Linked DNA regions of Homo sapiens: region 2 is linked to region 1. A link is a loop called in an ENCODE intact Hi-C map of the cell type or tissue named here. Cell type or tissue: mammary epithelial cell. All regions are shown on one strand.

Evidence for each region. Peaks named below come from ENCODE experiments on the same cell type or tissue, not always from the same donor. Only the 100,000 strongest peaks of a DNase experiment are listed, where the experiment ranks them.
Region 2: it touches region 1 in a loop (2.1-fold over the local background); 2 of 110 quality-filtered maps call a loop at or near these places.

The regions. Positions count from the first base shown.
Region 1 is chr4:145,021,992-145,026,991 of GRCh38, reverse strand. All of the region lies in intron 4 of ANAPC10 (anaphase promoting complex subunit 10), which reads left to right. Among named protein-coding and RNA genes, the nearest start is that of ANAPC10, 74 kb to the left of the region's middle. In mammary epithelial cell, no CTCF peak of the experiment used is centred here; no DNase peak of the experiment used is centred here.
Region 2 is chr4:144,901,784-144,906,783 of GRCh38, reverse strand. No RefSeq gene overlaps it. Among named protein-coding and RNA genes, the nearest start is that of ANAPC10, 190 kb to the left of the region's middle. In mammary epithelial cell, no CTCF peak of the experiment used is centred here; a DNase peak (open chromatin) is centred at 2,573; H3K27ac peaks cover 751 bases.

The DNA of each region.
Region 1 (5,000 bases):
AAAATATATATATATATATATATATATATATATACACACACACACATATATATATATATATATATATATATGTATGTATAGGCAAAAACTTCATTTGTATATATAAATTTCTAAGACTTCTTCTTGTTCTTTGACCATTTTAAAAATTAACATTCTGTTCTTGTTTCATGGATGCAATATGTTATATCACTGAGGATATTAATGATGCTTTGTTTTTGTTTTTTAAATTCTTGTACTTCTTCACTGCCTCTCTTTGGAGTTCCTTTTTTTGTCTTTGTTTGCTTGCTGCTTTCAATTTCTGTCTTATTTTGTCTTGTTTCTTACATACCAGGAGATCCTTGACTATTTTCTCTTATTTAAGAGTGAGGCACAGATAATAAGTTTGGAACCATTTGTGTTCATAGAATTTGTTCTTGGTGGGCCTCCTATAGTGTAGCCAGTCTGGAAGCCTCACCTCCTTCCAGTCTTTGCACACATCACTTTCTCATTGAGGCCTATTCTGACCACCTTATTTAAAGCTGTACACATCTGCCCCTAATACTTCAGCTCTGTCTTTTCCTGCTCTGTTTTTTTCCCATGCACTTTTTATACTTATATGCTATGTAATCACTTATCGATTACGTTTATTACTAGAACATCACTTACAAGAGAACAGGGATTTTGTTGTTGTTCTTGGTTTCACTGATATATTCCAACCAATGAGAATAGTGCCCTGCACAAAATAGTCATTCAGTCAATCAATAAATGTTAAATTGAGGACATTCACACATCATTATGTATAGGTCTTTTCTTACGGATTTTCATTTTGCCCATAAAATAATAATGCATTCTCTGGCCTGGGGCACGTGGCAAGGGATGGGAGGTGAGATTTGTAGGAAACTACAAAGTGATCTGCCTAGGAGTCAGTGTTCTCGTAGCTGAGCAAGAGGAAGGGAGGTGAGATTTTACTGTTAAATGTCCAGTTGTACAGTTCGCTTTATATTCAGGTGCTGCCATCTAGTCTTGTTTTACCTGAATCTAGACCCTCTTTAATCTGTCTAACTGGTAAGACCTTAGTTTTCTATAAGAGTGGGAAAGGAAACCATCAACTGCCTGCTCACACTGGGGGCAGGTAAGAATCTAGGGCTTTAACTATTCCTTACACTACAGACATACCTCATTTTATTGCACTTCTCTTTGATAAATACTGTGTTTTTACAAATCGAAGATTTGTGGCAACTCTGCATTGAGCAAGTCTATCAGTGCCATTTTTCCAGCAGCATGTGCTCATTTTATGTCACTGTCATATTTTGGTAATTCTTGTAGTATTTCAAACTTCAAACTTTTTCACCAATATTATACCTGTTACGGTCATCTGTGATCAATAATCTTTGATGCTACTATTGTCATTGTTATGGGTCCCCACGAACTTAAGCCCATGTAAGATGGCAAACCCAATCGATAACTGTGTGTGTTCTGACTACTCCAGCACCTAACCAGCCGTTTCCCATCTCCCTCCCTCTCCTTGGGCCTCCTTATTGGTTGAGACACAACAATATTGAAATTAGGCCATTTAGTAACTTGACAATGGTCTCTAAGTGTCCAAGTGAAAGGAAGTGTCTCACATCTCTCACTTTAACTCAAAAGCTAGAAAGGACTGAGCTTAAAAGGGGGGGGGGGCGTGTTGAAAGCCAAAATAGGCCAAAAGCTAACCTCTTGTTCTAATGGAAAAGTTCCTGAAGGAAATTAAAAGTGCTACTCTAGTGAACACATGAATGATAAGAAAGCAAAACAGCCTTATTGCTAATATGGAGAAAGAATGTTCTGGATAGAAAATCAAACCAGCCACAACATTCCCTTAAGTCAAAGCCTAATCCACAGTAAGACCCTAACTCTTGAATTCTATAAAGGCTAAGAGGTGAGGAAGCTGCAGAAGAGAGTTTGAAGCTAGCAGAGGTTGGTTCATGAGATTTAAGGAAAAAATCCATCTTCATAACATAAAAGAGCCCAGTGAAGCAGCAAGTGCTGATGGAGGAGCTGTAGCAAGTTACCCAGATCTGGCAAAAATAGTTGATGAGGGTAGATACAGTAAGCAATACATTTTCAGTGTAGACAAAACAGCCTTCTGCTGGAAGAAGATGCCAACTACGACTTCCATAGCTAGAGAGGAGAAGTCAATGCCTGGCTTGAAAACTTCACCAGACAAGCTGATTTTGTTAGGGGCTGATGCAGCTGGTGACTTTAAGTTGAAGGCAGCACTCACTATTCTAAAAATCCTAGGGCCCTTAAGAATTATGCTAAATCTGTTCTACTCATGTGCTATAAATGGAAGAACAAAGCCTGGATGAGAGTACATCTGTTGAAAGCATGGTTCCCTGAATATTTTAATCCCACTGTTGAGACCTACTGCTCAGAGGAAAAGATTTATTTCAAAATATTACTGCTCATTGACAATGTACCTAGTCACCCAAGAGCTTTGATGGAGATGTACAAGGAAATTAATGTTTTCATGTTTGCTGATACAACATCTGTTCTGCAGCTTATAGATGAAGGAGTTATTTTAACTTTCAATTCTTATTATTTAAGATATACATTTCATAAGGCATTAGCTGCCATAGTGATTCCTCTGATGGAACTGGGCAAAGTAAATTGAAAATCTTCTGGAAAAGATTCATCCCAGATGTCATTAAGAACATTTATGATTCATGTGAGAAGGTCAAAATACGAACATTAACAAGAGTTTGGAAGAAGTTGATTCCAGTCTGCATTGATGACTTTGAGAGGTTCAAGACTTCAGTTGAGAAAGTAACTGCAGATGCATTGGAAATAGCAAGAGAACTAGAATTAGAATTGGAGCCTAAAAGATGTGACTGAATTGCTGCAGTCTCATGGATAAAACTTAAACTGATGAGGAGTTGCATCTTATTGATGAGCAAAGAAAGTAGTTTCTTGAGGTTGAATCTACTCCTGGTAAAGATGCTGTGAACACATTGTCAAAATGACAACAAAGGATTTAGAATATTACATCAACTTAGTTGAAAAAGTAATGGCAGGGTCTGAAAGGACCAACTCCAATTTTGAAAGTTTTGCCTTAAGTAAAATACTACTAAACAGCATTGCATGCTACAGATGAATTTTCCATGAAAGGAAGAGTCAATCATTGTGGCAACCATCATTGTTGTCTTATTTTAAGAAATTTCTACAGCCACCCAAACCTTCAGCGACACCACCCTGATCAGTCAGTAGCCATCAACATTAAGGCAAGACCTTACACCAGCAAAAAGGTTATGACTCACTAAAGGCCCAGATGATTGTTAGCACTTTTTAGCAGTAAAACATTCTTAAATTGTTTTCTTAGATGTAATGCTATTGCATACTTAATAGACTCTAGTATAGTGTAACACAGCTTTTATTTGCACTGGTAAACCAAAAAATTTGTGTGACTTGCTTTATTGCAAACTGGTTGAAAGTCTACAGGGGCCTTCCCCGAGAGAATTTGAGGGTTCAGTTTGAAACTGTCACAACAAATGAAATCTTCATCGTGTAAATTTATTTCTGCATTACTACAGATTATATAGGTAAAATATAGTTAGTGAGGCAAAGGACTGTTCAAGATAAAGCTGAGGAGGTAAGCAGAGACCAAAATCATGCAGGACCGTGTCAACCATTTTAAGGATGTGTTATTTTATAACAAAAATCCTTATACTTCCTGAAGGCTAACGGTTATTCTGACTCTAGGATAGATTACTTTCACTAAAGTTTTGTTTGCCTGTTGTTATTTGTTGGTTTTTTTTCACTTTGCATAGATGGAATCATATTGTGCATACTCTTTTGTGTCTGGCTTCTTTTATTCAGCCTTATGTTTGTGACAGTCATTGGTACAATTGGGTAGTTAACAAATGGTTCATCCTCACTGCTATATAGTATTCCATGTTGTAAATGTACTCCAATTTATCCACTTGACTATTGGTGTGTATTTTGATAATCTGGCTGTTATAACTAGCATTAGGAGATATACCTAATGTAAATGACGAGTTAATGGGTGCAGCACACCAACATGGCACATGTAAACATATGTAACAAACCTGCATGTTGTGCACAGGTACCCTAAAACTTTAAGTATAATAATACAAAAATACATAAAAGAATGACTCATATATTAATCATCCTAAAATATAAAAAAAAGATGCTGTTTTTAATTTTTTTTTTTTTTTTGGTTTGGCAGTTTTTTATAAAGTTAAACTTGCCTATGACCCAACAATTCCAGTGTTAGGTATTTATCCAAGAGAAATGAAAATACATGCTCACAGAAAGTTCTATATATGAATGCCTATATATGCTTTTTAATTAAAAAAAAATTTTCCATAGGTTATTGGAGTACAGGTGATGTTTAGTTACATGTGTAAGTTCTTTAGTGGTGATTTGGGTGCACCCATCACCCAAGCAGTATACATTGCACCACCCTGTTTGTAGTATTGTATTCCTCACCCCCCACTTTCCCCCAAGTCCCCAAAGTCCATTGTATCATTCTTATGCCTTTGCATCCTCATAGCTTAGCTCCCACATATCAGTGAGAATATACGATGTTTGGTTCTCCGTTCCTGAGTGACTTCACTTAGAATAATAGTCTCCGATCTCATCCAGGTCGCTGCGAATGCCGTTAATTCATTCCTTTTTATGGCTGAGTAGTATCCCACCATGTATACTGTGGTATACATACCACAGTTTCTTTATCCACTTGTTGACTGATGGGCATTTGAGTTGGTTCCATGATTTTGCAATTGTGAATTGTGCTGCTATAAACGTGTGTGCAAGTATCTTTTTCATATAATGACTTCATTTACTCTGGGTAGATACCCAGTATTGAGATTGCTGGATCAAATGGTAGTTCTCCTTTTAGCTCTTTAAGGAATCTCCATACTGTTTTCCATAGTGGCTGTACTAGTTTACATTCCAGCAGTGTAGAAGTGTTCCCTGATCACTGCATCCCCAGCAACATCTACTGATTTTTTGATTATGGC
Region 2 (5,000 bases), 120 kb after region 1:
TTCAGCTGATAAGGAAACAGTGAGCAAAAACAGATTTAGACAGTTGCTTACTCTTGGGACAGCAGGCAGTACAAGCTTCATGTTCGTACTGGTTCCTCTTATTCCCCAAGTCTCATGGACAATGTGGAGCAGACCCAGCTGAATGCTGACCTACAGTGATCTCAGAGCTGAGGAATCATGCACAAAGGAACCCCCAGTCTTTTAAAGGGTCTGTTAGCAAAGCTGCCCAACCTTTGCTCATGAAGGAAGAAATTATCTTCGTTATTGTAATCAGGAAACATATTTGCCCCGTGACTCAGAGGAAAAGACACTACCTGTCTTAGTCTGTTCAGGCTGCTATAACAAAATTCCATAGATTAGGTGGCTTATAAACAATCTAAAGTTATTTCTTAGAGTTCTGGAGGCTGTAAGTCTGAGATCAGTTGCCATTGTGGTCAGGTTCTCTCTGGTGAAGGCCCTTTGCCAAATTGCAGACTGCTGACTTCTCATTGTGTTTTTTACATGTCAGAAAGGGGAAGAGAGAGCTCCTGGGATCTTTTTTGTACAAGTGCCAATCCCATTTGTGATGGTTTCGCTTTCATGACCTAATTATCTCCCAAAAACCCCATCTTCTAATATCATCACATTGGGGGTTAGGATTTCAACATGTAAATTTTCAGGGGGACACAAACATTCACTTCATTGCAACCTCTATTTTCCAAGGTTGTTTGCTATACTAACATCCTTGAAAGATAATCTGAGATATGTAGGTAGAAATGCTATAGAGAATTGCCTCCCAACAATAGCTCCCATGTTTGCCAATTTTGATGGTGAAACTAGAGTTTAATTTTGAAATATTAAATTTGAGGTGTTAATGGGGCATTAAGGTAGATACATTCAGCAGTTGGCTATATGTACATACAGCTCCAGAGATGTGCTTTTATCAAGAAATCTATTAGATTTTCATCTCTACATGTGGCATAAAGCCATAGGACAAGAGGAAGTTACTCAGAAAGCACATAAATGAAAGAGAAAAAAGACATGAATAGAAAGAAGCTTGAGTATTAGGAATATTTTCATGACTAGGAAAATAGGAGCAACAGAAGGAGTTCAAGAAGGAATGGTTAAAGGGGTAAGAGAATTAGGAGAGAGTTACATCTTACAATTGAAGAGAAGGAAATATTTCAAGGGGGTTTGCAGTATTGTCAAATGCAACCATGAGGTCAAATAAGATGAAAGTTGAAGAGTCCGTTGGCTTTAGCACTTTGAGAACATAGGTGACATTTGCCAGAGCATTTCAGTGGAGTGGTATGCAGAGAAGTTCGATTGCAGCAGTTTGGAATGTGAGAGGAAGCTAATGGACAGGGAGCTAAGCATGCAGAATATTTTTTTTAAATGCTTACCTGGAAAGGAAAGAGAAAGTGGTACTGAGTTAAAAAACAGCAACAGGTTTTATGATGGAAGAAAATTGCAAGAATGTATTGCTAGGGGAAAACAAGCAGCAGGGAAACTGAAAATGTAGGAGAAAGAACTGTAAGGAAGAATTGATGGAGCAAGATCTTCCTCTGCTAAGGAAGTTTTATTAGTTTCCTGTGGTTGTCATAACAAATTATCAAAAACTTGGTGCCTTAAAACAACAACAATTTATTCTTTCACAGTCTGGAGGCCAGAAGTCTGAAATCAAGGTGTCAGCAGGGCCATGTTCTCTCTGGAGCCTGGTTGATGGTGAGACCTCTTCCTTGCCTCTTCTAACTTCTGGTGGTTGCTGGCACTCCTTTGATTTGTGGTATGATCACCCCAATCTTTGCCTTCATCTTCATATCATCTTTTTCTCTATGTGTTTTTGTCCTGTTCTCTTCTGTTTCAAATTTTCCTTTGCCTTTCTCTATAAGGACACTTGTTATTGAACTTAGGGCCGAGCTGAATAATCCAGGATGATCTTATTTTAAGATCCTTAACTTAATCATATTTGCAAAGACCCTTTTTCCAAATAAAGTAACATTCTCAGGTTCCAGAGATTAGAATGTGAATCCATCTTTTTAGGGACTGCCCTTCAACACAGTACAGATGGGATCAAGAGTGAAGGTAAAGGGATGTGTCTAGAACTGGATAAGGGATATTACCTCTCAAGAATGGGAAAATGAGGATAAGATAGGGGTGTGTAGAAATTGGAATTGGAAGGTCAGAGCAAAGACTTTTCACTTGCAAGCCACGTATCTCTCAATAAAGCAAGAGGCAAGGTCATTGGTTCAAGGAAGAGCAGCGAGGGCAGGGCTGAATGTAGGAGAAAAATGAGGAAATGCTGCAAAGCCATGGGTGTGGGAGGACAAATGACAAAGAGCTGTTACATAGCAAATGGGGAGCTAAGGTGCTGGGAACTACATATTTGTAGATCATACATTTGTAGATTTTACCATAACTTTATAAATCTTTGTATTTCACTTTAATTGTATGCAGTAAAACAAAAAACTTCAACAACAAACAAAATAAAGCAAAACAACTGCCTATGAAGATGAAGCAGCAGCCTACTAACTTAGTGTAGACTGGCCCAGCAAATTGACCACTTTTTCATCATGAAGCCTGAGGAAACACAGATGGTGACTAATGCACATCAGAATTAATGTGGGAGAGAAGGGAATGAAAGCCTTCAGTCATTGGGAGCTCCATGGGGAGCAGGGCAAATTGAGCTGAATTTTCTTTGGCTGCTGATCTGAAATTTCTCTAGAAAAGGCTTTTCGAGGAAATGAGAGAAATGCCAAGATGGGGAGTATGCTAAATGTGGGGTAGATAAGTCTCTGAACATACTGTACTTGTCCAAATGATCAAACTTAGGAACAAATTTCAGTCTGTAACTTTAGCTTTATTATCACTTAAAAAAATTCACATGGGTATTTACAGAGCACAGCCATGTTTTGGCCTCCATATCACCCTGAGTCCATACTTGGTAGAAATAATACAAGCTTTTGTCTAAATGTCTCCAAGCAAATTCTGATCTTTAGTTTTCCCACTGTGTACCCGCAAACCCATATGGAAATATCTAGGCTGCTTTAACAAGATCAGAAGAAGCAATCAGACATTATTCTGATCTGGTATCCCTTATGTCTAAGTCAATGAGTTTAAGTGAAATCTTGATATTTGCATTAATGGAACAGTGATAAAAGATGAGCAGAAATTTTGTTCTCTGAGTCCATGATATTCACTTAATTCTTCAAGTTCCAAGCTAAAGTAACATGAGTTATGCACTGTAGGTCATTTCTAGATTTCATATTATGCATATATCCCTCCAGCACCAGGAGACAAGGTAGTGACTACATATATCTTACAGTAGTGCTGCTCAAACTTTAATGTGCAAATGAATCTCCTGGGAATCTTGTTAAAATACATATTTTGTAGGTTTGGGGTGGGCCTGAGATTTTTGTATTTCTAACAAGCTCCCAGATGACACTGATGCTGCTGGTCCAAGGACTATAAGGTGTTAGACTACATAAAAAACATGTAGAATACTTACATGGAATCCAAAAATGTGAATCAGTAGCTATAACATCAGAAAAAAATAATACATGACAGTAAGCTGAAAATGTTTCTCTTATCTTTTGAGAAAATCCACATTTTTTTTACGCTGTTAAGAAGTCTTCATATTGACCATGAATCCACTTATCTTTCTCTGTAGTATCAGCAATTAAAAGAAGCCAAAAATCTACTTAAAAATAGTTAATGAGAAATTTCTTAGTTTTGAGGTTGAATGGACTCAGTAAGTGCATTCCTAAGAGTGCATAGGTTTTTTGTTTTGTTTTGTTTTGTTTTAATAATAGACCTAATGAAGAAACTGGTTAATTTCTTTGAGAAGGAAGAACTTTTTGTTTTTATAGTCAGGATTTCAGTACTAATTTTAGAGAAACTTACTAACAGTTATTAAACTACTTGCAGATTTAGCTATCTGAGAGGATCATATTGGTCCTCATTCAACATTCACTTTCTCTTTCTTTTTATCTATCAGAAACCCAATTTTGTGAAAGTATACCTCTCTAACAGCATGCAGCCATCTGCCTAAGGGTAACTAGCATCTGCCCAGCTCCAACAGGGAGTCTACTTTATTACGGATAATCCACTCCCCTGCCTTTTTTTTTTTTTTTTTTTTGCTGCTGGTGGTTTAGTAAAGAGATGTGGAAGCTTCTGGGAGAGCTTCTAGAACACATTTGCTTGCTTCTAAAAGAGAGCCACAGAAGAGAAAGTCCATCATCTATATTTTAGTAGGATCTGAGCTCTAGAATTCCCAAAGTCATCTTCTAACCAGCCTGAGAATAAAGCCAACAATAGTGGAGGGAAATATAGAACTGATAACATCATTAGCTGCTGATCTAACCAATCCTATACCCCTCCCTACTTCTAGACCTCTTATGTGAAATACTTTCTTTTTTAAAATCATTCTGATTAGTTTGATTTGAGATCTCTGTTAGCTGCAGTTGAAAACATCTTTCTTTTATCTTCCTACCAATTAAGGTTGAAAAGGACAAGATCTACAGTACATTCATTACTGGATTAGCTGATGTTAGAATCCTCAGGAGGATCATAATGCAATGAAAATCTATAAACCATCTTATTAAAGCTTTATAAACTCAGTTTGGTTACATTGTAATGGCCAACCACATTGATTCTCCTCTGTTAAGTGAATAAATTTCTTTTTCAAAAATTTTTTTAAAAAATTATTAGTTAATATCAACTTTCAAATGACATTGATAAATATTAGAGCTGAGCAAGTTTTTTTAAAAAAACACTAGTGTATTTATTTTCATCTTCTACTTTATGAACTTCATATGGCTTCTGATGAGTGGTTGTACGTTATTCATGACTGCTTCTACTGTGAGTAGGTCTATTAAAAAAAACCCAAGTAACCAGCCACTCTTTTTTCACTTTGAACACACACACACATTGCCAGAATGGATATTGTACAAATGTGAAAAATTGAAACCCACATTATAGCTCAGGCTGCTGCAATGCTTTGACATTGGCATCTCCCAAAA